Linked DNA regions of Homo sapiens: region 2 is linked to region 1. Evidence: chromatin loops called from intact Hi-C (ENCODE). Cell type or tissue: A673. All regions are shown on one strand.

What was found. A loop is a pair of places that touch in the nucleus more often than their neighbours do. Peaks named below come from ENCODE experiments on the same cell type or tissue, not always from the same donor. Only the 100,000 strongest peaks of a DNase experiment are listed, where the experiment ranks them.
Region 2: a loop joins it to region 1, with 6 times the contacts of the local background. A loop is called at or near these places in 1 of 110 quality-filtered maps.

What each region holds. Positions count from the first base shown.
Region 1 is chr7:97,018,561-97,021,060 of GRCh38, forward strand. DLX5 (distal-less homeobox 5) reads right to left here. Exons shown (of 3, transcript NM_005221.6): 3 at 1,836-2,500. The coding sequence ends at 2,176. Among named protein-coding and RNA genes, the nearest start is that of DLX5, 5.0 kb to the right of the region's middle. RefSeq lists an enhancer at 2,383-2,500. In A673, no CTCF peak of the experiment used is centred here; a DNase peak (open chromatin) is centred at 1,461; H3K4me3 peaks cover 2,239 bases; H3K27ac peaks cover 2,403 bases; H3K27me3 peaks cover 974 bases.
Region 2 is chr7:96,746,561-96,749,060 of GRCh38, forward strand. No RefSeq gene overlaps it. Among named protein-coding and RNA genes, the nearest start is that of SEM1, 38 kb to the left of the region's middle. In A673, no CTCF peak of the experiment used is centred here; a DNase peak (open chromatin) is centred at 1,181; H3K27ac peaks cover 2,500 bases.

The DNA.
Region 1 (2,500 bases):
TCTCCCAGTCGGAGTCGCCAGAAATAAAGCGCTAGCTCTCGGTGTAATGGAAACTCCCGAAATCCTTACAAGCAAAGAAAGAAAAGCAGGAAGTGGATATCTTCATCTCTTCCCCAATCCCCCTATTCTCTGTGAGCGCAGAAAACAAAATGGGGCACCCTTTGGCTTCCCGCCCCCCCCCCCGCCCCCCGCAAACCTTCCTATTGCCCCCTCTTCCCCGCACCCAGTGCTCCTTCCGAGAAAGTACGGCTGGAGCGGACTGGGGAGACGGAAATATTGAGTCGCGGCCGCTGGGGGTGCCGGAGGAGGGGTGCACAGGCCAGGCTGCCGGGCGTAGTTCTGCCTCGGAGCCAGGCTGCGGGATATGTCTAAAGAGCGGTCAAAATACTGATTCCTCCAAGAAGCAAGCTGTTCCACACTGGCGGGCCTGGTAACTCTTCTAGAAAAAAAGTAAAGGAGAAGAGAACGAAAAAAATAAAGGAGGTGGAAGGGAGGTAGGGAGAGAAGAGGAGGAGGAGGCAGGCAGAGAGACAGAGAAAATGAGAGAGAAAGAGAGAGAGAGAGGAGAGAGAGACGAGACAGAGAGAGAAACATGTAGGTAAGGTAAATTCCCCTCAAGGCACATAGCGTGCCTTTTCAGGTCTAGTCTCCCAACCCTGGAAGAGCCTTCTGAGAAATCCTCAGTGACAGGATATAATTTTTTATGCTCTAATCTACCCCCACTTTAAGAAGGCTCTTTTGTCACATTTATTGCTGCTGACTTCCTAGCTGTAAAATATTTCACATGCATCTTGTAATTTCCAACCCAACATTTTCCTTCGTATCCTAAGGAAAGAGAGTCTGGCCCACTGAAGGACGGCCAGACAGAAAGACACCTACAATTCAGGCCTGGGTCTTTAGGTGCAGTGCATAGCTCTGGTCATGCTGTTGGTATCTACATGCAGGAGTGCAAGAAGAAGGAAGGGACACAGGGCACAGCTGCAGCAAGTCCTTCCTCTCTGTCCCAAAGAAGGCTTCCCAAAGGAGAAATCCTAGTAAACAGATTCTATTTTGCATCATTTAGAACCTGTTTGCCACTGTTTTATGTAAAAGCAAAACAGAGGAAGCTCCTTCCTGAAAAAAGGAAGGCGGGAAGGGAAATATTAAGAGTATTATCTCACACAAAATGAAATCAACACGGCGCCACAATGCTTTCATTCCTTCCTTTCCCCAACCCTGAAGTTCCCTCTTCACAATATCTGCAATGTTTTCATCTCTCGAAAAGAGCCGATACATTTATAATCATACTCCAAAGAGTCCAAGGTTCTATCATTTGCCATGCTCCAAACATTTTAGATTTTTAAAAAATGTAATAGGTGTGAGGCTAGATTTCTTTTTCATTTTCTCATCTCTGGAAACTCCCTTTGAAGGGTAATTTGTCTAATTGCTCTGGCACTACACAGAGGCTGATGGGTGGGGGCGCTTCTCCAAGATAATTGCTTTGAGCTTAGAATTCAGAGGGGTTATTGAGGGATTTCTGTTGCCTTCTAACTCACATACAGGGTGAGAGGGATGTATTTTTATTTCAGCATTACTTTCTACCTGAAACAATTATGAGATATGGCAGTACTATAAACATGCCATATATATTATATATATATATGCACACACACACACAAAGTATAGCATTGAACATATATACATATACAGTCTGCATGCATAGAGCCCCGACTTCTGTTTTCTTTTTTGCCTTGTTGGATCTCTGCAGAGCTTGTCCTTCTTTAGTTGCCTTCAATAAAACTTCACTAGCCAGTTATCAGAGGGGCAGAATGAAGTATTTTTCAGAAACATTCCGCTTTTCATGGTCGAAATAATTTTATTTATCCAGAATATACAGTTTAATTCCTCTATCTACACTTATTTACATGGCTAAAATAACATTGAAAAAAGTCTTTTGAAAAGTTGAGGTCATAGATTTCAAGGCACCATTGAAAGTGTCCACAGTTGCGCAAAAAAAGTCCTCTGTAAAAAAAGGGGGGGTCTTTTGAAATGCAATAACTTACATGCAAAAAAAAGCTTTACACATGAATCTTTTTCAGTTTTCCGAACTTCCCCATATGAATTCCTTTCTTTATGATTTTCTAGAACAGCAAAACACAGTAGTCCCAAAAAAGAGAGTAAGAGAGAGCAGCCCATCTAATAGAGTGTCCCGGAGGCCAGCGCCAGCGGGTGCTGTAAGGAGCCCGGCGGCGGCAGGTGGGAATTGATTGAGCTGGCTGCACTTGTGTACCAGGATGCAGAGTTCTCCAGGTAGCTGGACGCTGGGGACTGGTTGGAGGTCGGAGGGTGGGCATGAGGGTGGTGGCTGAGCGAGCGGGACGAGCCCTGGGGCTCCCACACCGCTGGAGACTGCGGCGAGTTACACGCCATTGGGTCGCTGGAGCTGGGACTGTGCTCCGGGGGCATCTCCCCGTTTTTCATGATCTTCTTGATCTTGGATCTTTTGTTCTGAAACCAGATT
Region 2 (2,500 bases), 270 kb before region 1:
CTGGAAGTGTTTATTTTTATATATAACCACTAGTCAAATCAATTAAAGCAGTTGAAAACTGGCTTGTGCTTTTATTTGCTTCTTCTCCTTGGAATTCTCTGCACAGTAAGCGCCCCACTCCATCACTTTACTCCCCAACAACTTTAGAGAATCAGTAATATCAAATGCTGAAAAGTAACTTGCAAAACCCAGATATAATTCAAATTAATTTAGTCAAAATGTATCCACTTTTTGTATCAAACCTTTTTTGCACAGGTTAATTGAAGAATCTAATTAAGCAGCAATTTTGACTACCGGATTGCCAACATGAAATTAAACTCAAAACTTCTCCTCTTGCTCAATGTTTAAATTCTCATATGAAACGTCAAGAAGATGTTTCATCTACATTATTGAAAGAGAAAGCTCAGTTTCCAAGCAGAATTTAACTTCCCAAGAAATTGAAAAAATATAATGTTTAGCTGGAGTACTGCTACGCTCCAAACAATCCCACTAAAAGTACCCAAATGTTAATAGTTAATATTTATTCAGAATTTACTAAATTCCATGCAGTAGCTAAGCATCTCACATATACCTCATGAAGTGGTATTATTTCCTTGGTTTCCTTTTTTCAAGTGAGGAAACCAAGTTTTAAAGATGGACAGTATTTAGTTGAAAATTACATAGCAACTAAATTGCCAAAATGATAAAAGAAAAACAGGTTTAAGAGGTATTTCCTCTTTCTCATAGGAAATGCTTTGTATATATCTGTAATGGGGCAGATAAGTAGATTCTGAATTTCAAGGGTTAATACTAGGTAGAAAGTGGGTGATGTGATGAGACACGCCTTTTCCTGGTAACAGGCAAGGTGCTACTCTCCTTCTGATGAACTTGCTTACCTGCCCGATATTTTTGGCCTACATAGTATATGCTTTTTCTGTTCTCTGGAACTCACAGTATAATACCTCAGTTCATTTGCTGTCCAAATCAAACATCAATGCACAGTCAGCCTGGAGGACCTGCTGTGGCTCTGTTACTAAGTTCTGTTTTCACTTAAGAGAAAAGAACATCTTCAGTGACCCTTATTTTCCAAGAAGTATTTGTCAAAACTCATTGTGCAAGAAACTCTTTGGCATCTGTTTCCAAGGTCAGTAACTCTTACTCAGTCATGACAGTCCATCATTCTCTTTCTTTTTTTTTATTCTTTTATTGTCCTTCCTACCTTTTTTCTTTCCTTCTTTTCTCCCTTCCTTCCTTCCTTCCTTCCTTCCTTCCTTCCTTTCTTCCTTCCTATCTCAAGACAGGGCAGGCAGTTTCTATTATATATACGAACTAAACTTTCTTAAGAAGCAAGATTGCCTATGAAAAATTGGCAAGAAGTCATGATAGTTAAAACATTAGTGTATATACTAAAAAACAACAACAACAAAATACTAAAGCAGGAAATAAGAGACTGGTTCCTAACCCTCTTGCAGTTTCTCTGATATTCGGCAATTGACCCTTTTGAGCCTCTGTTTTGTCATCTGTAAGACGACTGTATTGGACAAATGATTTCTAATGTCCCTATTAAAATTTAATGTGGTCCTGGCCAACTGAATGCGTAATTTGAAACAAAATGGAATGAGACTGGCTAAGAAAACGCTGAGGATACAATATATGAAGGCTAACTATGTATCAGCACAGCAAATGTGACCTAAGCGTCATGAAGGATAACACGATAATGAGAAAGTCAAAGGTAGGAGGCTCTGGGCCTAATAATAAGCACTTGTGATTCTTAAATTTGGGTTAATTAGTTTGCATCACAATGTAATCCTTTCATGATGGATGGTTGTAGCCAGCGCTCCTCTAGAAAGAGGAGCTGATGCTCTAATTCTCAAAAAATTTTACCTGGTGTCTTAAATGTGATTTTTAGCATTATTGGAATGACAGACTTCTTGGAGAATCTGTTAAAACCTAGGCCCTCTACTCAGAAAAAATGCAAATATGCACATACATTATTTTACATGAAAGTTTAGTAGTTTGTAGATTTCAAAACTTCAGCCTCCAAGTTAGCAGCCTTAGGTTTTAAAGGTCTCTATGTCATCCAGAGGGTTGGTTAACTGTTTACGCTGTAGTTTAAATATTTATGAACCAACTCATTCATTCATTCATTCATTCATTCATTCAATCTTTCAATAAATGTGTATTGACTGTAGGTACTGGAAATCCAAAATTGAAATACACAATCCCTGTCTTGGGACTTTGAGGGGGTAAGGGTGGGAGAGTATCAATTGGAGCAGTATATACCTAGGGCAAGATTTCTCAGCCTTGGCACTAGCCTTGGCACGAGCCAGATGATTCCTTATTGTGGGGTCTGTCCTGTGCATTGAGGGAGGTTTAGCAGCATCCCTGGCCTCCACCCACTAGACGCCAGCATTACCCCCTGTATTAATCTGTTCTCACACTGCTATAAATAAATACCTGGGACTGGGTAATTTATAAAGGAAAGAGATTTAATTGACTCACAGTTCCACATGGCTGGGAG